5 separate regions of the Homo sapiens genome follow, and regions 1, 2, 3 and 4 are each linked to region 5. Evidence: chromatin loops called from intact Hi-C (ENCODE). Cell type or tissue: CD14-positive monocyte. All regions are shown on one strand.

The links. Hi-C counts contacts between places; a loop is a spot of excess contacts. Peaks named below come from ENCODE experiments on the same cell type or tissue, not always from the same donor. Only the 100,000 strongest peaks of a DNase experiment are listed, where the experiment ranks them.
Region 1: it touches region 5 in a loop (1.9-fold over the local background); 11 of 110 quality-filtered maps call a loop at or near these places.
Region 2: it touches region 5 in a loop (4-fold over the local background); 3 of 110 quality-filtered maps call a loop at or near these places.
Region 3: a loop joins it to region 5, with 4 times the contacts of the local background. A loop is called at or near these places in 38 of 110 quality-filtered maps.
Region 4: it touches region 5 in a loop (4-fold over the local background); 19 of 110 quality-filtered maps call a loop at or near these places.

What each region holds. Positions count from the first base shown.
Region 1 is chr2:203,855,873-203,860,872 of GRCh38, reverse strand. No RefSeq gene overlaps it. Among named protein-coding and RNA genes, the nearest start is that of CTLA4, 9.4 kb to the left of the region's middle. In CD14-positive monocyte, a CTCF peak has its summit at 2,462 (motif pointing left); no DNase peak of the experiment used is centred here.
Region 2 is chr2:203,794,193-203,799,192 of GRCh38, reverse strand. No RefSeq gene overlaps it. Among named protein-coding and RNA genes, the nearest start is that of CTLA4, 71 kb to the left of the region's middle. In CD14-positive monocyte, no CTCF peak of the experiment used is centred here; a DNase peak (open chromatin) is centred at 2,722; H3K4me3 peaks cover 549 bases; H3K27ac peaks cover 1,845 bases.
Region 3 is chr2:203,812,441-203,817,440 of GRCh38, reverse strand. No RefSeq gene overlaps it. Among named protein-coding and RNA genes, the nearest start is that of CTLA4, 53 kb to the left of the region's middle. In CD14-positive monocyte, CTCF peaks have their summits at 1,731 and 1,936; a DNase peak (open chromatin) is centred at 2,020; H3K4me3 peaks cover 857 bases; H3K27ac peaks cover 296 bases.
Region 4 is chr2:203,654,342-203,659,341 of GRCh38, reverse strand. No RefSeq gene overlaps it. Among named protein-coding and RNA genes, the nearest start is that of CD28, 50 kb to the left of the region's middle. In CD14-positive monocyte, no CTCF peak of the experiment used is centred here; DNase peaks (open chromatin) are centred at 1,041 and 2,491; H3K4me3 peaks cover 782 bases; H3K27ac peaks cover 3,280 bases.
Region 5 is chr2:203,906,779-203,911,778 of GRCh38, reverse strand. No RefSeq gene overlaps it. Among named protein-coding and RNA genes, the nearest start is that of ICOS, 27 kb to the left of the region's middle. In CD14-positive monocyte, CTCF peaks have their summits at 1,697 and 1,902 (motif pointing right); DNase peaks (open chromatin) are centred at 1,928, 2,458 and 3,248; H3K4me3 peaks cover 1,334 bases; H3K27ac peaks cover 2,541 bases.

The DNA of each region.
Region 1 (5,000 bases), 51 kb after region 5:
GAATGAATAAATAATAAGTCGGCTGGGCATGGTGGCTCATGCCTGTAATCCCAGCACTTTGGGAGGCTGAGGCGGGCAGATCACTTGAGGTCCGGAGTTCGAGACCAGCCTGGCCAACATGGTGAAACCTCATCACTACTAAAAATAGAAAAATTAGCTGGGCGTGGGGGCGCACACCTGTAGTCCTAGCTACTCGGGAGGCTGAGGCATGAGAATGGCTTGAACCTGGGAGGCAGAGGTTGCAGTGAGCTGAGATCACACCACTGCACTCCAGCCTGGGCAACAGAGCGAGACGTCTCAAAAATAATAATAATAATAATAATAATAAGTTAACTGTGGTCACAAAGCGATTTGTACAGGGAATCTGTGTTCTAATTGCCTAAGCTCTTTATATGATTACATCTTTTGAATATCTTATCTCCACTTATGGATAATGTTCTGTTATTATATTTTGAATTTTAGACATTATCATCTCTGATTGTCTGTCAATGTCCTTAGCTTCTCACTCCTAAAAGTAAAATTAAAGTTGGATTTTGTCTTTTTTCTTAATCCCTCAGCCCTGTTGTAACACAGCCAGCCACAAATAAATTTAAGTAAGTGGCTTTATCAAAAGCCAAAAATAGATGCTTTCAAAATAGGTAAGCTTCTTATTTTACAGATCAGGAAACTGATATTGAGAAGGCAATTGACTTGCCCAGGGTCTCATATTCAGATCTTATTCTTTCATTGTCAAGGAGAAATAAACAGAAAGGGAAGGGTAAATAGTCCCATATTTGACCCACGACACCCTCCCCACAATGTACCCCACCTGAATGGTACATTCAGGAGTGTACCTGATTTCTATTTAGAACGAGCTGAGATTACCCAGTACCATTTCCATTTTACAAAAGAAGAAACTTCACAAATCACTAATATTTTCTTGTCTTAGTGCAAGGAGAAGGAAATCTTGGACATGGACTACAAATCATCTTTAATGCTGAATGAACCACCCACCTACACCCCAAAACTTGCTAGCTATCTATAAAGAGTAACATTGGAAGTGCCAAACATTTGATGGAACCCATTTCTTCCATGATATTTGTGGCTGATATAATCTCAGCCTCGAGCATTTATTTCAGTTTCTTGGTTACAGAGACATTGCTTTCATATTTTGAGCTGTGTTATTTTGGGCCCTGCTGCGACTGCCACATTTCAATGATGCCAGGCCCTGACCCTCTTCATACTTCCAGTTCAGAGGAAATGGTTAAGCCCAAACCTTGAGCACAGAAAATATAGAAAAAGAGTACCTATACTGTTTACAGTGTGAGTGATAGCAGCTGTGATGCTGGAAAAGGGTGTGTTAGGTGACAAGAAATACAGGGTGTTTGCACAGTCTGTGGCAGGCACTGACTCCTAGAGCTAGAAGAAATGTTAGTGAGTTCTGCTGTCTCATTTTAAAGAGAGAATATGAAGGCCCAGGAAGGTGAAATGATTTACCCAAATCACCCACACAGTCTGCTGGTGGCAGAACCAAGATGAGAGTCCAAGGGCCCTTGACTCTAATGTGATTTTCTTCTCACTGCCTTTACCATCATTCACCATCTTCCCCAGAACCTCTTGAACTGGCATGGCTTCTGGCTCTAGTTTTCTGCCCAGTTTGCAACTTCAAACCCAGCCCCACCAAACTTCCTGCTAGGTCTTGGGTACCCACAAACACAAATCAGCAAATCATTTAAGTAAAAAAACATATACATATGGTCTCATAGCAGCATTAATCACAACAGCCAAAGTGGAAACATCCCAAGTGTCCATCAACTGATGAATGGATAAGCAAAATGTACTCTATCTACACCACGGAATATTATTCAGCCATAAAAAGGAATGAAGGTGCATGCTACAACATGGGTAAACTTTGAAAACATTATGCTGAGTGAAATAAGCCAGACACAAAAGGACACGTATTGTACGATTCCACTTATATGAAATATCTAGAATAAGCAAGTCTGTAGAGCCAGAAAGCAGATTATTGATTGCTAGGGAATGTGAGAGGGGAAAATGGGGAATGACTGCTTGGCGGTATGAGATTTCCTTTTCGGGTAATGAAAACGCTCTGGAGCAGCATAGTGGTAACTGTCACATGATGCTGTGAATATACGAAATGCCACTGAATTGTACACTTTGAAACGGTTAAAATCGTCGATTTTATGTTATATGCACTTTACAACACACACGCAAAAATACGGTCATATTGACAGATTCTATAGGCATTCACCGTCTCAGAAAGCACACCATTGGTCTTACAGTATTATTGGCCATGTTTTACTCTCCTCTGAATGTAATCTGGCCAAATCTGAATCCACGTTCCACTTCTTTCCAAGTGTCAAAAGAATGAACTGGTGGACACATCCTCCATGGGCTGAGGCAAGGAAGAAAGATTCTGGTTATTTCTCATAATCTGCAATTCTGATCCCACATCACACTGAACCATCACCAGCCAGAATCTGAGATATGGATCACTGGCTCTGCCCTCTGCTGGGCACAATTTTCTAACAGGTTACTCAGCTGTGGACTAACTAAATGAGATGGAGGGAAGCCATGTTAGAAAACTTTGGCCCAATGAACTGTATTATTCCGGTGTGCTTTAGGAGAATATGATTTAGAAGGAGCTGGTTACATTAAGTAGCTTTCCTTAGTAGACCCATTTCACAGATTATGTTCTAAGAGGAAAATCTCTGGCCCAACACTTCAGCCATAAGGAAGAAACTAAATAATTGTATTTACATGGTCACGTCAGAACCTGTTGAGGGTAATAAGAGTAATGCACTGTAATTAAAACCGAAGCTCTTTGGTTTTTGTCTGGCACACGCATAGAGCTCAGTTTCTGTATGCACCTAATAGGACCATGTCATGGCAATGACATTGTCTGCTTAGAAATCCATTGCTTATATTTTTGTTATTTCTCAACATTATTTAGATTCAGTCTGATCACATAAAGTTCTTGCCACATGCAAAGTTTGAACTTTGTAGTTCTGGACATTTCTGTTCCATCGGTTAAGAAATGCTGACAAGTAGAAAACACCAGAAACATGTGTTTCCTGTGCTCTTAAAATATAAGCAGGTCAAGAAGCTTCCATCAAATGCATCTCCTGCATTTCATCCTTTGGATAAAATAGACAATTGTGAGCATGAGAACAAGTAAGTTTATTTGGAATTTTAAGCTCACAAAAAAAAGCTAAAGGAAGTTATGATGTTTAAAAATTAAATGTTTGCCACTGGAATTTATTATCCTGATTTATAGGATAAATTCAGTAAGCAAGTTTATGATCATGTTGCCAAATAAATGCAATTCTTTTTCTCATCATTTGTAATCACTATTTCCGTTTGAGAAAATAAATCACTTCCAAATTATCTGAATCTCCCTCCAAATAACCAGGCTTTTTTTTTTAGTTTAACATCATAAAATGTCTATGTAAGTGAATGCCATTTGTATAACCTGATTTTACTCACTGATTTCACTATCTCCTGTAGCAAAGAAAAACTGAAAAAAATAAGTGAAATCCTTAAGATTTTTATTTTAAGAGAATGAGAGTAAAGAAGAAAATGAGAAGAATAAGAGAAATGACAAACAAATGAAACAAAGGAAGAAAGACAAAACAGAAACTTTAAATGAAGGATAATTTGCATGTATTCAAAGAAGCATCGATTCTGACCCATCTGACAGAATTAATCAGCAATAAGAGAACATTGGTTTTTATTGTGGGTGGAACTTTCCTAAAATTCCCAAAACCTCTTGATATCACAAAACCCCAAAAAAGTGCTCTGCTAGATGTTTTTATACAAAGAATGTACAGATAATGTCACTCTAGTACTAAATTTAGCAAATAAAATTGATTGATTGATAAGATTCATTGAATCTATTTTAGAGCCTTTAACTCAAATTTCTTCAGCATAAATGGTTTTTTGAAGTCGCAAACCTAAAAGGAAATTCTTACTTAGATTTAATCATGTTTCTGTTGACACTGAGTCAGATAACAACTTTTTAGAAATTTATAGCAGTTTGAGATGTTACCAAGATTCAATGCCTCAAATCGTGTCGTTCCTGCAGAGAGACCTCAATTTGAAGCTTTAAAGTTTGAAAACTCATCACAAAATGTACAAATTATTTCTTTAAAATATTTTCAATAAATTCTGTGTTAATCGATCCTACCCACTGTTTTCCAGCAAACATTTAGCCAAGCTAAAGGACATAAGAGGAAGATAAGAATTTCTCATGCTCTCTAATTCCAATTAATCACACTGGATTTAGTCATAGCATATGAAAAGTAAGAAAGGACACCTGTAAAATGCATAAAGTAGTTACCCAAGATTTAGGAGGTTTTAGTTATAGGCCTGGCTCTGATGCTGCCTAAATGTGAATTATTTCAGTTATATAATTGCATCAGAGTTTTTCTCACCTGAGAGATAAGAAGGCACTATTAGGAAGGATCTCTTACTTTCAACTCTCAACAATTTTTAATTAAAAGTGTATTTTCCCTTCATGATATATAAATTTTAAAATCAGATTAGAAAATCATATTTAGAGTATGATCTGCTTTGTAAAATTAAACCAAAAATATACGTAGAATTATATATAGTAACATCTTAGTGATGCTTACATAATTTTTACATAAAATTTTTATTTTCTTATTTTACCTATCTGTATTTTCCATTTTTATGAATGTATATGTGTTACTTTGTGGTTAGAAAAAAAGATATTACAAACAACAAAAATTAAGTCCTTTTAATGTTTACATAACACTAAGTATATGTCAGGTCATCAGAACTTTGGCATTCCGGTTTTTGGAGAAGTTGAAAGGAGATAAGAGATGGATTTAGCTTCTTCTCTTTCATGCAGAGATTTGAAATCCAAGATTAGTCTATATGAGAACTCTAGTTTCTAGAATATACATCAAAGAAGCAATTTCTCTAGCACAATGTATTATACCATCGGCTTCTCCACTTTTTTTACTCCATCATCATCA
Region 2 (5,000 bases), 110 kb after region 5:
TCCTCTTATATTTTGTGCTTAGCCTCTTGTTAGCCTGAATTTGTAATGGCACCTCAGGTAATGCAATGTTAAACAACTGCCTTTTGCTTATTGTTGATAAATGCCCTATGGGTAGGGCTGGTTGCATGGAACAACCTCTGAGTCAAATGAAACAGACGAGCCCTGAGCTGTCAGGTCAAATAGTGACAAATTCTCTAGGGATGGGCTTTTGGGGGACTCCGAGCCTGTTCTGCACCCTGCAGTAGCTGCTAGGCTGTGTTTTCACAACTGCCGGTTTTAAGGTTGTTGATTTGCATGGCCTGACCGAGCTGTGAGAGTGGGATGGAATTAGGGCAATTTGGAATGCCACAGGTCTTGCTCCTCTTACTGAGATTCAGCTGTTTTTCTTGAGTAAGCACCCAGACTGCTGTAAGACTTTAAGTAATTTCCAGAATTCTGAAAAAGTTGATTTGGACAGTTCTCACTGCTTGTATGAAAGAGCAGATTTCTGAAGGTCTTTACTCCACCTTTCTAGAAGATCCCCTCACCCTAATTTGTTGGTTTTGTTTTTGTTTTACCTCATGGCTCTCTCTGAATTCCACCTCACCATGTGCAAGCATAAACACAGAATTTCAGAGCAGTAAAGCTCAGGGAAATCCTCAAGAGCATGTGACTGGAGAACCCTTCAGGTGGATGCTTCTGAGAGGCATTTGGCATGCTTCTCCACGGTCCGGGGAGAATCAAGGCCCCCTTGCTTAATGTGACAAACTCCATCATGTGCCCTTATCTTAGTTTTTCCTCCTTTCCCGCCTTATCTCATCACTCCTTAACTCCTGCTTCATAGAATCACCTCTCAAATAAACTGCCTGGGCCGGAAGCAGTGGTTCACGCCTGTAATCCCAGCACTTTGGAGGTTGAGGCGGGTGGATCATTTGAAGTCAGGAGTTCAAGACTAGCCTGGCCAACATGGTGAAACCCCATCACTACTAAAAATACAAAAATTAGCCGGGCGTGGTGGCACACACCTGTAATCCCAGCTACTCAGGAGGCTGAGGCAGGAAAATCACTTAACGCTGGGAGGCGGGGTTATGGTGGGCCAAGATCATGCCACTGCACTCCAGTCTGGGTGACAGAGTGAGACCCTGTCTCAAAAAAATAATAATAAAATAATAATAATAATAAACTGCCTGCATCCAAGTCCTTGTTTCAGGCTCTGCTTCAGAGAGGGCCCAAACTGAGACAGCTACCAGCTCTGGTGAACTGCATATAGTTCTGTGACTCATGAATAACCGTGGTGCTTTGCTTTACCACAATTTGCTGTTTTTGATCAAATCTGGATACATTCAGTGGAAGTATGTAGCACTCATGTGTATCCCAGCAAAAAAGAGGGGAATGGGCATTAAGAAGAGGTATTCTAAAACACTATGATTTCTAGGACAGAAAAAGAACAGCCCACACATCAAGTTAGGAGGAAAAAACAGGATATCTCCATATGCCACAACTCCTGTTTTCCCTAAACCTGATTTTATAACCAGAAAAGCAGTTTCCCAGGCACTAAGTTCATCCTGCAACCGGCTAGAATGAGGCAAGCTCCTTCTTGGTTGAGCCATCAGATAATTACCACAGAGCCATGAGAATGGTGATTTGGATGCTGACAACAGAAATAATCGTCACTATTACTGACTGCTGACCATGCTAGGCACTGTGCATGCATTTTCTCACAGGGCCCTCATCATAACCACTGAAAGCTTGGACTACTCCAGCTAATGAGTTACCACCTGATGGGAACATGCATCTGGGTTGCCTTGCCTTATTGGGTGCCAGAAGGCCATGGTGTTAGTCTAAATTGAATTTGGATTTACATAAAGTGCATGTGTATCCCCAGACTTCCAAATGTTCTTTTAACTATATAAAGTCTCATTGGCAGCATCCTTCCATCTGGAGATTCTTGTTGCTATTCCAAGTGGCCACAAGATGCATTAGCCACTGAGACACATGGTTACTGTTACCAGGTACTCACAGAAAAACTTGCACCTAGCAGTTTCCACCAAGAAGCCTACCAACGGACTCTGGAAAGATTTAAGGGGTCCATGTCATCACCTCACATAAAGGTAAGGGGTGACTTACTTACCAGCAAGAAGCTTTTCAGCTATCACTAGGCAAGGAGTATGGCCTGTCTCAGTGGCAGAGCTAGTGAAAATACAGGTCAGGCCACCGATTCAGGGAACAAAAGATATCTTTCAACTAAGGATTTAGCACAGATGATAAAAATTAATTTAAAAATTGTAGAGACATACTCAATCTACTTTTAGGGATAAACCACACACAGTTTTCTATGCTGTTAATTGTAAGTAGCATCTAACACGCTGTGGCACCAATTCCTCCTCACCAGAATTATTGTGAAACCCTTCCCCAAGCGTGGTTAGTACTAAGCTGGGCACCTAATGGGAAGAATAATAACAACAACAATGTTCTAATTTTTTTTTAGTATCTGTTAGGTGCCAGGAACTTCACATTCATTATCCCTTACTTTCAGAAGTACCCTCTAAGCAAATTAAGTAGTACCCCTGAATAGTCCCCATTTAACCTGTGAGGAAATTTCCAATCAGAGAGGTTAATTTGCCTTACTATATGATATTTAAATGAATATTTGTGTGAGCAAATAAGTGAGGATGAATGAATGAAATTAAGTAATTAAGTGAAAGGGGAAGCTGGGCTGTTCTAAAGCTGGTCTAGTAACGCTTCTGCTTTTGTCATATTAGTAATGAAATAGTCTAGCTTTTTTTTTCTGCCTTCTCTTCAATATTTCATGTCAGGCTGGCATTTCCTCATAGTGGATCCAAAATACTAATTTCAGAGCATATTCGTATTTTCCTATCTGCAATGCCTTATAGTTCTGTTTTTTGAATACAGAGATTTTTGACCCAAATAAAGATATTGTATTTCTGCCCTTAATAGTCCACATATGGATGAAATGCCATAAATAGTGAAAGAACTCTAAAATACCTTGACAACATGCTTATAAATGTTTTTTGTCAAAGGAAACTTTTGCACTTAAATTTTTTAAGTTTCTCGGGGTTTTTTAGGTTTATTGGTTTCTCTTTTATCATAAAATATTATAAACTCATTACAGAAAGTTTGACAGAACAGAAAATAATAGAAATAACTATTTATAAATACACATAATATCACTTTTGAAAAACAACCATTGTTAGTATTCTGGTGCACTCTATTTCCTTTTGGTCTTCTTTCTGTGCATGAGACTTTTTTCTGCAAGGGCAGGAGATACTTTTATACCTATCACTTCTTGTTTCTCTTAACCTTTAGTGTTGAAAAGGGGTTGGTCACCCTATAGTCTTTTTAAACATCATTTCTAATGACAGCCAAGAAAGATATTTATTGCATTATTATCTGGGCGGCAATATCTATGTCCAACAATTGCAGAATAGTTAAGTATATCTACTTGAATGCATCTAGTACAAAGTATTTTCTAAATTTACATTTATTTCCTTAGAAGGTGGAGATATATACAATTCTTCACCCCAAAATTTATGAGCTCTGCCCCATCTTGCTTTGTGGTATCTCTGACTATTAAATATTAACTTTAACAGGTTTGGTAAAAGCCATCCCTTAGTTTCCTAATAGTTTGCTATTTATCTATTTGATGTCCACAATTGCTTAAACTTGCTGCCTTGAATACGAGAGAAAAGATGGCAGATATTCCTAAAGGCTCTTCCAATTCTCAGGCCTGCCAAAGGACCAAATTGCCAGTTTTCCCTGCTTATTGCAGCAAGTGAAACAATACAGTTCAAAAACATAGAAAGGCAAGGCTAATTATATCCCTCCTACCCCCCACTTCACTTCCACCCCCTGAGGAGACCCATACTAACAATTCAGTGGACATCCTTCCACCTTTTTCCTTCTTCCTGGTTCATAACACCACTACAAGCATGCATAAAGAGACACGTTAGAGATTCTTACTAAGCTATTTCCAGATGAAACTATACAGTGTTTGCGATTTGCTTAAAATTGTTTATTTGCTTAATTTGCTTGAAAATTTATTTATATGTAAATATACACACACATACATCCTTTTACGTAAATAGGATTATATTTCACATGGTGGGCCCTTTTAAAACAGCCTCTGTTTTTCTAACGTTCTTCTATCTCTTACATTCATGTCCATCCAGTTATCCTGACCTACTCTCCACCCTCACACCTCATGTTAACAACCAGTGTGTGCCCTTCTGTACTTTTTATATACACATAGCCACATACAAGCATATTTATGCATATACATATATACACAGATATTCATAAATCATCAGATAAATGGTAGGATTTTGACACTGGTTACTTTACAAGCATGGGATCCTACTATGCTTATCTCTTTACGTATCTGATTTTTCTTCTTCAACAATAATTTGTGGCAATCCCTGTGAGTCAATTGTTTTCATTCTTTTTAATGATTACATGTTATTCTATGATGTAAATGTACTCTTATTTATCTATTTCCTTATCTTTACTCATTTACACTATTTCCAGTCTTTTATCACTAGAGCAATGCCAAATAAACATCTCGTATTCATGTTCTTACCTACTGCTGCTTATATTTCTTTCTTTTTTTTTTTTTTTTTGAGACGGAGTCTCGCTCTGTTGCCCAGGCTGGAGTGCAGTGGCACGATCTTTGCTCACTGCAACCTCTGCCTCCTGAGTTCAAGCGATTCTCCTGCCTCAGCCTCCCAAGTAGCTGGAACTACAGGCATGCACCACCATGCCCAGCTAATTTTTTTGTATTTTTAGTAGAGACGGAGTTTCACCGTGTTAGCCAGAATAGTCTCAATCTCCTGACCTCGTGATCCGCCCGCCTCAGCTTCCAAAAGTGCTGGGATTACAGGCGTGAGCCACCGCGCCCGGCCTACTGCTTATGTTTCTATGACATAGGTCCTCCACAGTTGGGATTGCTGCATTAAAGGATATATGAATTTTTAGTTTTAAAAGATGTAACCAAATTGCTTTCT
Region 3 (5,000 bases), 94 kb after region 5:
CCAGGCTTGCCTCTATGCCAGTTCCTATTTTTGTCCTAGCTTTGCAGAACCAGGTGCTTCTTGCTGGCAACCAAAAGCAATTCTCTCATGAACCTCAAATCGTGCTGACAAGACACTCACATGGCCAAGGGCCATGTGAGGCAACAGTTCTCTGGAAAACTCTGGAGTGGTTTTCCAGGACCATCTTGACACCAACAGCTGAGCTAGGTGTCCCCTGACAGCTGTGCTACCCCACTTTAGCACATCGCAGAAGCTGAAACCCAGGACTCCTTCCAGACCCCGCTTTGTGCATTCTGTATCAGCCCTGATCCTTACCCATCTCTCCAGGACTCATCTTCTCTAATTCTCCCCAAATACTGCAGCCCAATTAGCCTCTTGGATTACTTTTTCTATTTCTCTTCTTCAAAATTAAAAAAAAAAAAGAAGTTGAAGGGTTGTACTGCGACCATAATTAATCTTTCCAATTCGTCCTTGCACTGTGGGAAATAGCTTATCCCAAGTAATGGAAGGAGAAAAGTCTCCTTCCCTTTTTCCTGAGTTTAGTGGTCTTGTCATGCTCCAGCCATATGATTCTCTGCACAATCACCATCCTACTCCACCCTTGGGGGTAGGAGGAAAGACAGAGCTTGCATCCCAGAGTGCTGCCCCTCCTGTCCCCACAGGACCAGGGAGGAATCAGAAAACAGGGGCCAAGTCCATTGCTGTACTGGGAAAATGACACCCACAGTATTCTATCCCTCAACTCTACCATGAGTTGGTGAGTTGGCACATTTGGTCACCTTTAGCCTAGCTTCTAAAATAAACCTCCACAGAAAACTTAATAATGGAATAGGTACAGTTTTGTTACTGTTTTCCCCTCTTGACTCCTCCAATGGGTGCCTCTTCCTGGATAAGGGGGATGCAGGCACAGTGCCGTACTTGCAATAGAAAGAAGGCTGATGTTGGACACGGAATCTGAGCTCCTGAAAAGTATGAATATGATGCATGGCACGTAGAGCCAATCCAAGGGAATGGGCAACGCCTCTTTGAGGAAGTGAGTTTTAAGCTGAGATATAAGGAATGGAGAGGAGTTCCCAGGGCACAGAGAGTTTCTAGCGGAGCAGGCAATAGATGCAAATGCCCCTAGTGATGGAGACCACAGTGCTTTCCAGAAACCGAAAGAGACTCGTGTGGTTGAACCAGAGAGAAGGAGAGGGAGCTTAGCATGGAAACAGGCAGGTGAAATAGACATGGAGATTCAAAGGAAAGAAGCTAGCTATGAGGCAGCCTTGTGGGAAACTGTGTCCTCTTTCTGCATGAAACTCTCTTGAACTGCAGACACAGAACATAAGGAGCACCTAGGTGGTCCTTTCCAGCAGCGTATCCCCTCTTCCTGTGACTTTCATTTCTTTTCAAACCCAGAGCCCACCTCATTCCCTCTAAAAAGTCCTCCCTGATTTCCTATGTCTACTGCCCACCTATCTGTCCTGCCCTTCACAGCACTTCCCGGTTTCCTTTGTCACAATCAGTGGCTTTCCCTACCCTAGTTGATGCTAAAAATAAAGCATTAGAACAATAGAAAGCAGAAATCACTGCAATTCCTGGTCCCCTTTTCCTGTAACCTGAGGGAAAATGCAAGCCTCACAGGATATTTCAAAATGATGGCTTCGTCTTTTAATGCAGAGGGAAGAATTTCCTGGCTATTAAAAACACTTTAACAAATGGAATCCAGGCACCCAGGTCCTTCCTCATGCATGTCTCAATACAAATTTCCCCCCTTGTTCCAAAGAAATAATTATTTATCATCACAAAAAGTGTTTTATCTACCAAAAACGAAAACAAACATACTGAAAAAATGAAAAATGGCTTTTGTGGACAAAAAGGAGGAGGTGTGACTAGTTTAACAAAAACATCAGCTTTGTGTCTGATGGTATCACAGCCTACTCCCCTGTAACTGCAATGAAACATATAAACCCATAGATGGCAGAAGGTGACTGCTAAGTAAATACCTAGTTCCAGACCTCACAGAATCAGGTCTAAACAGCTCACGGCGGGAGCTTCGCGTCCATCCATCTTTGCAACAACCGCCGTACTGGTAGTGTAGCTTCCACTTCCCTATTACAGTTGGATAATCATAGAGGAGGACTCAGATTTCACCATTTTCAAAAACACTTTCTGGCATTTTAAATTCCATGCTATATGAAAATTAGCCCAATTCCTCACATCCTGGTGCAATCATCCCAGTCCCATCTTCAGTGAGCGACATCTGGTACACATGCACTACATTAGAATCCCAACTAGGTAGGCACCGTGGCTTATGCCTGTCATCCCAGTACTTTGGGAGTCCAAGGCAAGCAATTCACTTGAGAGCAAGAGTTCAAGTCCAGCCTGGTCAACGTAGTAAGACCCCATCTCTACAAAAAATAAAAATAAAAAAATTAGCTGGGCATGGTGGCACACACCTGTGGTCCCAGCTACTCAGGAGGCTAAGGCAGGAGGCTTGTTTGAGCCCAAGAGGTTGAAGCTGCAGTGAGCTATGATCACACTATTGCACTCCAGTCTGGGCCACAAAGCGAGACCCTATCTCTAAATAAATAAATAAGAATTCCAACTCTTCCTCATGTCTGTCCTTGGCCTCTGAACTCCCTCCATGTTTTCCACAGTCTCCCTCAGTTTTAGTGCCAAGACCTGGCCACAAACACCAAATCAGTCTGGGCAGTGACTATCAGAGCTGCAGGGTTTACTTCAGTTTATAGCTCTAAGTCTTGATTATATTTGTTTAGTGATAAGAGTTTATCAAGCCTGATCTTTGCTTTAATGAATCCTCACAATGGTGCCATGCACTCAATTCAGAAGTGAAACAAATTTAGATGCCAAGTGGCTAGCATTTTCTAGCCTGTGACATTGGGCCAAAATGGTCCAATGAATTTTCAACCCATCCAGCTGTGCTTCCCCATGTATTCATGTGTGTCCTCCTAAATTGGTTCCTTTTTTTTTCTTTTTTTCTAATTTCCAAAGTTTCCGTGGTGATCCATGGTCACTTTGCTATTAACTATTATTGTTAAGATAATTTTATTCAGGTGTAGTGGCACGCGCCTGTAGTCCCAGCTACTGGGGAGGCTGAGGCAGGAGAATCGATTGAACCCAAGAGGCGGAAGTTGCAGTGAGCTGAGATTGTGCCACTACACTCTAGTCTGGGTGACAGAGTGAGACTCTGTCTCAAAGAAGAAAAAAAAGAGAGAGAGAAAGAGAGAGAATTTCCATTTCTTAGGTATAATCAAAATGTCAACACTACTACCTTGACCCCCCCATTACAGAGCACTTCCAGGGTGCAGGTACCTTCCTAAAGTACTTGCTTCTACATGTTAATTCAGGTAATCCTCACAACAACCATATGAACTAAGCAAAAGCATTGTTATTAATCCCCAATTTACAGATGAGGAAGCTGAGCACAGAGAAGTTTAATAATTTCAATGAAGGTCACACAGAAAACAGTAGAGTTGGGATTTGAGCTCAAGCCACCTGGCTCTGTCTGCCATGTTCTTAACCACTATGATAAGTCTCACTTTGAACTATCACAGGGGCCCAAAATGAACAAAGTTCATCTTCTCTCTCCCTGTTGAATTTGTGACAGGTTGGTTTGAGGGTGAGCATGGGAATGGAAATAGCTACTGTCTGGAACCTCATGGTGTGGTCTTTACAAGTCCAGACTGATCAAAGAAATCGACTACAGGCCCAATAAGACTGCCCACAAGCACTTGGTGAGCCTTCCTAAGGGCAGAGCCAGAAGTTTGATTAGTGGAGCTCTGGTTACCAAGGGTAGAGTGGGGTATATCGCTGGCTTAGCCTCCTATTTTTGTTTCTCATTTCTAAAATAGGGATAATTCCATCCAGCTCACTTCAGCATATATTGAACAGAAATCCCTGAATAGATACAGTGGGCAGCATCAACCAGCTAGAGAGTCACCTGGATCCAGAGGAGGCAGCCCCTCTAGATCAGTTCCAACGTTGGCTTCAACAACTACAAGTCTGTAAAAACAACATAAAATACAAAATGTAAAGGGCAACTGGCAGCTCCTCAAAAGGTTAAACACAGAATTACCACAAGATCTAGTAATTCCACTTCTAGGTATATACACAAAAGACTTGAAAGCATGGGCTCAAACAGATACTGGTACACCAACATTCCTGGCAGCGTATCCACAAGAGCCAAAAGCTGGAAATAACCCGAATGTCTACCGACAGGTGAATAGATAGACAAAATGTGATATATCTATAAAATAGAATGTAATCCAGCCATTAAAAGGAATGAAGCTCTGATACATGCTTCAACCTGGATGAACCTTGGAAATACTATGCTAAGCAAGATAAGCCAGACGCAAAAGGACAAATACTGTATGAGTTCACTTTCATGAGGTACTAACTTCATAGAGACAGAAAGTAGAGAAGTTCCCAGTGTCTGAGAGCCAGGACAGTGAGGAAGGAGTTACTGTTTAACAGGTACAGTGTACTATTTGAGATGTGGATAATGGTGATGGTTGCACAACATTGTAAATATATGTAATGCCAATGAACTGTACATTTAAAAATGGTTACAATGGTAAATTCTATGTTATGTATATTTTACCACAGTAAAAAATAAAATACAACTTTTAAAAAATGTGAAGTGCCTGGGACATCTGGGAGACCCTGCCAGTTACCTAGCCAATATCTGTTCTCCTCTTTTACTTTATTAACAGAACCTTGATTTGGTGGCGACAGCAATGAGCACGGCTAAAAATCTGTTTCCCAGGCTCCCTGCAGATAGGGGTGGCCACATGACTATAAGCTGTCCAGCGAGATGTAAGCTTCCAGTGCTTGAGTGGGGTTTCTGGGACAGTTCATTAAAAGGTAGGAGCGGGAGATGTCAATTCATCCGTCATGCTCCCTTTCGCCTTTGACCCCTACCTCCTTCTTCCAGCATGAAACAGGCACAATGGCTAGGACTCCAGCCACCGTCTAGGAGGACGGAAGTCAACACT
Region 4 (5,000 bases), 250 kb after region 5:
CTTCTGGGTTCAGGTGATTCTCCTGCATCAGCCTCCCAAGTAGTTGGGATTACAGGCACTCACCACCACACCTGGCTAATTTTGTATTTTTTTTTAGTAGAGATGGTGTTTCACCATGTTGGCCAGACTGGTCTCAAACTCCTGACCTCAGGTAATCTGCCCGCTTCAGCCTCCCAAAGTTTTTTTTTTTTTTTTTTTTTTTTTTTATGAAGTCTCACTCTGTCGCCCAGGCTGGAGTCAATGGTGCGATCTCAGCTCACTGCAACCTCCGCCTCCTGGGTTCAAGCAATTCTCCTGCCTCAGCCTCCCCAGTAGCTGGGACTCCAGGCGTGAGCCACCATTCCCGGCTAATTTTTATATTTTTAGTAGAGACAGGGTTTCACCACAGTGGCCAGGCTGGTCTTGAACTCCTGACCTCATGATCCGCCCACCTCAGCCTCCCAAAGTGCTGGGATTACAGGCGTGAGCCACCACGCCCAGCTTCTATATGTTCTTTTTACACGTTCTCACTTTCACTATTGCCTTCTGTCTGGATTGTTCCAAAAGTCAAGAGATGGTTCTACATATCCAGTCTCCTTCTTTCCTGACCCCCAATATACCCTATACACTGCTTCCAAAGTAACCCTTGAAAATATGGTTCTTTATGGTGTCACTGCCCTGCAAAATGAAGACCCAATACCTTAAGATGCTATTCAAGCCCCTACAAAATGGCCTGCCTCTGACTGCACCTGCTCATGAATTCTTCACTGCAATAATACTGGATGCTTCAACTACCAGAGTACCACATTGCCACTGTCTATGGGTGTTACTTCTACCCAAAATGTTCTTCTCCAACTCTGGAACCCTCTCCACCCATTAAAACTAAGGAACATTTCAAATTCTGCCTCTTCTGTGAAAACTTCCCTGTTCTCTTAGAAATCTCTCCTTTCTCTATGAGACTTAGAACTCAGTGACATTAAGGTAAAGAAATGTCTTTGCAAACTTGCAAATGTGTGTGGAGAGTCTATGTTGCGTCAAACCTTGTATTCAGGATGTAGAGAATACACAGTCCCTGTTTTTCGGGAACTTCTGCTTCTTGGGGATAGAGAATGCTTAGCATACTAAATTATAACCGTGGCCAGGTGCGGTGGCTCATGCCTATAATCCCAGCACTTTGGGAGGCCGAGGCAGGCGGATCACCTGAGGTCAGGAGTTCGAGACCAGCCTGGGCAACATGGCAAAACCCTGTCTCTACTAAAAATACAAAAATTAGCTGTGCATGGTGGCAGGCACCTGCAATCCCAGCTACTTGGGAGGCTGCGGCAGGAGAATCGCTTGAACCCGGGAGGCGGAGGTTACAGTAAGCCAAGACATGCCATTGCACTCCAGCCTGGGTGACAGAGCAAGACTCTGTCTCAAAAAAAAAAAAAAAAAATTGTAACCATGTGTGCATTCTGTGCTACAGATACAGGGAAGGGGCACTGAACCCAGCCTGGGGTGTCAGGATGACTTTCCAGAGGAGCAACACTGGAATTGAAGAAAGAACAGTTGTCCAGACAGAGATAGGCGTGAAGAACATTTCAGAAGTAAAACATCACATATGGAAAGGCATGAGAAACCATGTTCCATTTCAGGAATTCAGGTAACTCAGTTGCCTGAAGTATAAAGTACATAGGGGGCCAGGCACTGTGGCTCAAGCCTATAATCCCAACACTTTGGGAGGCCGAGACGGGTGCATCACCTGAGGTCTGGAGTTCGAGACCAGCCTGGACAACATGGTGAAACCCCATCTCTACTAAAAATACAAAAAAATTAGCCAGCCATAGTGGCAGGTGCCTGTAATGCCAGCTACTCAGGAGGCTGAGGCAGGAGAATCGCTTGAACCCGGGAGGCAGAGGTTACAGTGAGCCAAGATCGTGCCACTGCACTCCAGCCTGGACAACAGAGGAGAACCCTGTCTCAGTAAAATAAAATAAAAGGCATGGGGGAGGCGGGACAAGAAGCTAGAAAGGCAGGGACGAGTTGCAAAGAGTCTTGAGTGCCTGTATCAGTTATCTGCTGCAGTGGTGCTGCATAAAAATCATCCCAAAACTGCGGCTTCAAATAATAGCCATGCCTGGTGTGGTGGCACCCACCTATAATCCCCGCTACTCCGGAGGCTGAGGCGGGAGGATCACTTGAGACCAGGAGGTCAAGGCTACGGTGAGCCATGATTGCACCACTGCACTCCAGCATGGGTGACAGAGCAAGACCCTATCTCAAAAGGCCATTTATTCTTGCTTATAAATCTGTGGGTCAGCAGAATGGTTCCTCTGGCTTGAACTGGGGTCATGTAGGCATATGCAGTCAGAGTGTGCATTGAGAAACACTCCTGCTGATCTTGGCAGAGCTGTCTCATGTGTTTGGGAGTCAGGGGCTATGAGGGGTTTAGGATGGCCTTGAATCTTCTCCACATGTGCCTCACATTGGCAGTACGTTAGCCCAGGCATGTCATGTCCTCATGACAAGGAAGAAGTGAAAAAGAGAACACACCCAATCATGCAAGAGGGCAAGAGGAAACGCCTGCGCTTTTCAAGCCTCTGCTTGCATCATGTTTGCTAACATTCCAGCGCCAAAGCAAGTCACATCAATGAGCCCAGAGTCAGAATGGGAGGGAACACAAAGGTTCAGGGCAAAGGCTGTGAAAACTGGGAGGGGCCGTTAATGCAATCAATCTACCATAGTGTAGAGGAGTCTGAATTTTTATACTTAGAGGCATGTTGTCATTCCTATTGATTAGAAACTCTTGAGCAACAGGACTGTATTTTATTCATTACTATATCTGCCATAGCAGTTAGCATAATAATATACCCAAAGTACACATTCAATAAATTTTGGTAGAGTATAACTGAATCCCTAGTTTATACAATAATTTATTATATATACTAGCTGCAAGTTTTCTAAACACTTATCAAGTACATTTATATTTTCAATCTATATCATCCTTGGAGTACAGAGTTCTATCTATTTATTACCTGCTGTGTAAAACAGTAATGCCTGTTCACTGCCTAAACACCACCTCCTTTAAGCTTAGCTGGGCTAATTCTAATGTTGAAAGGGAAGGTGAACAAATATGTGGGTTTTTTCCCCAGTCTTTCCGAATTTTGCAAATTTCAAACTGGCCCTCCCTCTTCCATAAAAAAGACTTCAAGCTTCTTGGCCTGTCTTCCAATTGTTTAAACAAAGATTTTTCTCTCTACTGGAGCAATTAAAACGGCCCCCATGATGGCAGAGGAAATGCTTTGGTTTGGTTTGAGGCTTCCCAAACATCATTACAGACTAAGGACACCAAATATGTAGCTGACAGCAAAACAGTTTATAATTATGCACCAAGAAACAACCCACCGAAATCCCCATTCTATGCATAGCCTGTCTCCCTGTGCCCTCATTCCTATCTCCACAATCCCACCCACAGTTCTCATCTAGAAAGGCCCAGGGAAATAGCCTTTCTCTGGTCACTAAGTGGTAAATACATTGGAGTCATCTTTGACTCCTCTTTTTTTTTTTTTTTTTTGAGACAGAGTCTCGCTCTGTCACCCAGGCTGGAATGCAGTGGTGCGATCTTGGCTCACTACAACCTCCACCTCCCAGGTTCAAGCAATTCTCATGCCTCAGCCTCCAGAGAAGCTGGGACTACAGGCACGCACCACCACACCTGGCTAATTTTTGTATTTTTAGTAGAGACGGGGTTTCACCATGTTACCCAGGCTGATCTCAAGCTCCTGACCTCAAGTGATCCACCTGCCTTCGTCTCCCAAAGTGCTGGGATTACAGGCATGAGCCACTGCCTCGGCCTGACTCCTCTCTTTCTTTCGCACTCCACGTTCAGTCCAGCAGCAAAGCATGTCAACTCTGTCTTCAAAATACATCCAGAGTCTGACCACCTCTCATCACTGTCACTGCTATTATCCTGGTGCAGACCACCATGAGCTCTCATTTCAATGATCAAAATAGCCTCCTACCCACTTTCCCACCCACCATGTCTTCCACACGATAGCCAAAAACGTACGCCTGATCATGTCATTCCTCTGCTCAAAATCCTCCAGTAGATTCCTCTTACTCAGAATAAGAGCCAAATTCTCACCTCAGTCTGTAAGGACCCACATGATTTCCCTGCACCCTCATCTTATCACCTTCCAGTGCTTTCTTGGCTCACTTTGATCCAGCCAGGAAGATAATGGTCTTCCTGCTGCTCTTGAATGTGCCCACTGTGCTGCCTCCTCAGGGTCTTTGCCTGTGATGTTCTTCAGCCTGGAGTACAGTTGCCACAGACACCCACATGGCTCACCAGTTCCCTGTTCAAATGTCGCCTTATCAGAAATTTTTCCCCACCTACCAGTTATGAATTAGCACTTGTGGCTCCCTCCCCACTTCATTACTCTCGATTCCCTCCTTATTTGGCATGTTATATATTCATTTGTATATTGTTTGTCATTTGCCCTTCCCACTAAAATTTAAGATCAGCGACAGCAGAAACTGATCTGTCTTGTTCACTGTTTTATCCTCAGAAACTAGAATATAGATTAGGTAGATGGTAGACCTTCAACAAATAATTTGAATAAAGTAGCTATGCCCTACCCACACTGCACGTAAGCATTAGGCACAGGCTTATTCTGAATGAAATTTGTTGTGTTTTATTCATTCCTTCTTTTTGATTCATTTCTCCAAACTACCCAGGATTTACATTTGCCTATGATACTAAGAAACTTGAGGAAAATGAATGCTGTAGTATTTAAAAAGGATCAACTTTAGATATTTGCTTTAAGAAAAAGGGAAATAAAGTTTCCAGCCAAATTCCTAAATTAATGTGCATGATAATAAAATAAACTTGCCTAATCTTCCTGGAATCACTTGGGTAATTCCGAACACGGAGCGATAATACCACAAGCTTCTCTAAATGCAAGGCAGACACTTGCAAACCTGAGCTTTTAATACCAAACAAGTGCCAACTTTTTTTTTTTTTTTTTTTTTTGATATGGAGT
Region 5 (5,000 bases):
AACACGCCCGACTAATTTTTTGTATTTTTAGTAGAGACGGAGTTTCACCGTAGACAGGATGGTCTCGATTTCCTGACCTCGTGATCCGCCCGCCTCGGCCTCCCAAAGTGCTGGGATTACAGGCGTGAGCCACCGCGCCCGGCACCACTACACTTTTAAAAGTTACATTATCAGTTAATTCAGGGGACCCCAACCCCAGGTACCAGTCTGAGGCCTATTAGGAACCGGGCACACACCAGGAGGTGAGCTGCCTTGAGCTCCGCCTCCTGTCAGATCAGCAGCGGCATTAGATCCCATAGGAGCAGGAACCCTATTGTGAACTGCACGTGCGAGGAATCTAGGTTGTGCGCTCCTTATGAGAATCCAGTGCTTGATGATCTGAGGCAGAACAGTTTCTTCCTAAAACTATCCCTCCTCCAACCCCTTACATTCGTGGAAAATTTGTCTTCCATGAAACCGGTCCCTGGTGCCAAAAAGGTTGGGGACTGCTGAGTTAATTCAAATTCCACAACTCAAGCTTTATCAACTGTAAACTGTTTCAACTTTTCTCTCTTTTCCTGCATGACACAGAGTGGGAGAACTGATGTTTATTAAGTAAGCTTCTATACACTGTGCTAAGAATTTAACACACATTGTCTCATTTAATCCTCATAGCGGTTCCATTTTACAGATAAGAAATCTAAGGCTTGGCCGGGCACGGTGGCTCACGCCTGTAATCCCAGCACTTTGGGAGGCCAAGGCGGATGGATCACCTGAGGTCAAGAGTTCGAGACCAGCCTGGCCAACATGGTGGAACCCCCGTCTCTACTAAAAATACAAAAATTAGCCGGGTGTGGTGGTGAGTGCCTGTAATCCCAGCTACTCAGGAGGCTGAGGCAGGAGAATCGCTTGAATCCGGGAGGTGGAGGTTACAGTGAGCCAAGATCGGGCCACTGCATTCCAGCATGGGCGACAGAGTGAGACTCAGTCTCAAAAAAAAAAAAAAAAAGAAAAAGAAAAAAGAAATCTAAGGCTTAAAAAGTAGCACGTGGCAGAGGCTGGAATCCATTTATTTGACTCCCTATTTTTCCATCATATGCACGTGCTCTCCAATTGGCCCAACTGCTTAAGTGTTTTTATTTACTAATTTTGAAAAATCAGTGCTCTGCTCTGGGGATTCCATCAATCAGCAGCACTTCGGCCTATTTTAGCAAAACATTATCAGTTTTCCTTAAAAAACTGATAATGACCCTGATGTGCCTTTTCAGACACCAAAGGAAGAAAACAGTATCACCTTAGTGCAAATTACAAAATTGGTTAGGTTCCAGGTATGGGAAGCTCGGTCATTTATGTAAGGGATATAAGATAACACTTAATTATTCAGAATGTCTGATAGAGAAAACAGAGCATTTGATCTCCTTGAAGTTAGCCAGCTTAATTCCTTTTACACATAGTACAAATACTTGGTATCCACAGCATGGAAAAATGATTCAAAATGGAACTGCCTGTGGTTGAACACAGAACTTGTTCTGTTCATCGATACTCACTCCAGTCAATGAATGACAGAATCTTCTTCAATAAAAGAGCAGAACTGGGCACCACTTCTTGGAATTGTGCCACCTAAATGGATACAGGCAGAAGTGTGGCCCGGATGGAATATTCCAATGACTCCGGAGACCATGCACAGAAATGCGGTTATTTGTTCACTTGGGTTGCCAAAAAATTTTATAAAAAGTAACAGGATTATTACAATTTACTGAAATATGGAGAAATGTTTCATGAAACTAAACATCCTTGAATAAGGTGGGAGTGCGATATCTCATATTATTATGGATTACAAAGAAAAGAAACCAATTATTTCTACGGGTTTCCTCCTCTGAAATCCCAAGATTCCTTCACCTCAGAGCTTTCTACAGTTCCCAAAGAGGCCAGGAGAGGGTACTGCTGAATCATACTTAATTCCCCAAACCCACAGCTGTGCAAATGCTTTTGTTTCTTTTCTGAAAAAAAATAAAAATAAATCATGAACTGGCCCCATAGGCATGCGTGCAATGCAGTGTAAGGGACAAGGTTTTTTTTTAAATTTTTTAAACAGTTTTATGCACAGGCTTAGAGCAAACGTACTGAATTACCGTACTGCCAACAGTAGCAAGTAAGTCTCAGCAAGAAGAGATGGACAAATTGTCTGATGTGATGATGTCTGCCCCATGAATTGTTCTCTTGAGAGGATTTTGTGTTTGCATTGAAGGAGATGCCTGCCTGGAAAGCTGCATTTTTATTTTTATCGTGTGTGTGTGTGCGTGTGTGTGTGCGTGTGTGTGTGTGTGTGTGTGTATAGCTTTGCTTTAGAAGGAAGGAAGTGAGAGAGTTTCCATGCAGAGATTTGAAAAGGAAACTGATGTCCTTGGAGGATTGCAATAGCCTGCAGAGGGCAAGAAAGTCAGCTGAAATTCATATACATCGTCCTCATCTTGGTCCCATTCCCACTTCCTCTAACTGTAAACACACATCACAGTCATCCTACAAAGCCTACTGAACTAGCAATAGGTCCATGCCCCAGAGAGCAAGATGAGTAACTTTTAAATAAAATATGTATTCCCCTTTACAGGAAAGAAACAAAATGAAGTGGTAATGCCTGCTGAGAGCAAAGCATGACCCCAGCACCTGAAGAGAATGGACAGATGAGATGCAGGCATGTCCCAATTCACAGTGAACTTGGGTTCTAAACGTTCGTTGGCAGGCCTGTGTTTGGAATTGAGAGAATTATGAAGGCTGGGTACAGTCCTAGGACAGCCAAGCACATTCAGTCCATTGGCTGGACTATAACCCTGGCAGGGAAGCAGCCTGCTCTGAGCACCACCTTCATTCATAACCTTCATTTGCTCTCAAAGGAGTGCTTGAAAGTGGGGATTAGCCCCATTTCACAGATGAAGACTGGGATCTAGTCAGCTTGTGTGATGTCGGTGCAAAAGTAATTGTGGTTTTTGCAATTACTTTTGATGGCAATAATAACTTGCTCAAAGTCCAACAGCCAGAAAATGGTGGCGCTCGGCCAATTGATTTCAAATCTTGTGCCCTGTCACTTCACTCACTTATACTCATTGAGGGCTTTCAATGTATCAGGCACTGCTCCAAGTGTGTCACATGGATGATTTCATTACACCCACAATAGGAGTAACAGACAGGTACTCTTATTCCCATTTTACAAATGAGGAAGCGGAAGCACAGAGAGGTTTAGAAAGTTGTCCGTGCTAGGAAGTGATGATGCATGGTTTCAAAACCAGGTCATGGGGCTCCACCACTGTTGCTCTGAACCAAACCAACACCCAGGGATCCTTCCAGACCCTCCACAGGTGCTCAGGCATTGGCAGAGTTACAAATCTTCAGCCCAGAGGCCATAACTGCCAAATGGGAAAGGACAAAGGTTTGCCCTCCCTGTACTGGATATGAGATTGGGTAACACTTGCTTAGAGCCTACGATTTGCCAGGTTCCATGTTTAGTGCTTTATATATATGATATCATTTGGTTCTCACAGTAGTCCTGGGAGAAAGGAATAGTTGTCCTCTTAAGTAGAAAAACTTGTGCCAGAAAACTTACTTACCCTACTCAAGGACATACAGTTAATAAATAGCAGGGCAGGACCAAAATGTAACATCTGTTTAACTTGGAGATATTTCCACGAAATATTGTTAAAGGAGAAAAGCAAAATGCAAAAGTGTGCATACAATATACATATATAAAGAAATACGTTATTATCAGAAAAGTACAGAAGGATACATTTAAGGTTGTTAATCTGGGATATGGGAGAAGGTGGGATAAGGATGTAAAAAGTACATACATCACACATTTATGCATCTGCAAAAACTATGCACGTGTGTAAGTATATGTACATATAAAAAGTTATGAAATTTATGCAAAAGTTATAATAAATAGAAATGAATTAATTTTGACTAATTAATAGACATTTTATGAAATTCAATAGCCATTTCTAATAAAAGTTCTTAGTATACTTTATTGTTATGGGTGTGTCATTTAAATCCTGGATTATTAACAGAAATCAAAAGTAAGCATTACATTGAACATTAAAACTCTGGGCATGTTCACCTTAAAATCAGGAACAAGGCTAGGAATCCAACTATCATTCTCTGTTATTCAACATTACTCTAGAAGTTCTGGTTCATACAACACAAGAAAAGGAAGTATAAGGTGAAAACTTTAGAAAGGAAGACACAAAATTACGCATGCAGATAATAATGTTATTAAAAACATATCTATACACACACTTACATATATCAACACAGCACTGCCTTCATACCACATAGGACCAACCCTGGGTGTGTTAGTTAGGGATCCCTGGAGAAAAAAAACCAATAGGATATATGTAGATATACAAAAGGAGATTTATAATAGGAATTGGCTCACACAGTTATGAAGTCTGCAAAATCTCAGTATGCCATCTGTAAGCTGGACAACCAGGAGAGCTGATGGTATAGTACCAGTTCAAATCTGGAGGCCTGAGGACCAGGGGAACCAATGATATAAGTCCCAGTCTAAGTACAAAGGCCCAAGAACCAGGAGCACTGATGTCTAAGGGCAGAAGAACATAGATGCCCCAGCTCAGAGAGAGCAAATTTGCCTTTCCTTGTTCTCCTCAGGCCCTCAATGGATTGAATGACACCCATCTGCACTGGTGAGGGTGACCTTTCCTATTCAGTCTACCAACCCAAATGCTAATCTCTTCTAGAAACAACCTACAGAGACACCTAGAAATAATGTTTTACCAGCTATCTGGCCATCCCTTAACCCAGTCAAGTTGACACATAAAATTAACCAGTACACTTGGTTATCATTTTTAAATTGGCAAAAATTATTGGTACCGTTTTACCTTCCTTACAACCTACAACCTACTAGTTTCTACCTCCCCAAGTTTAGTGCTATTACATTCCTCCAAACACTAAAATTACCATATTCCTCTTTTTTCTACCCACAATCAAAGCTATTTTCCCCGTAGGTAGAGAAA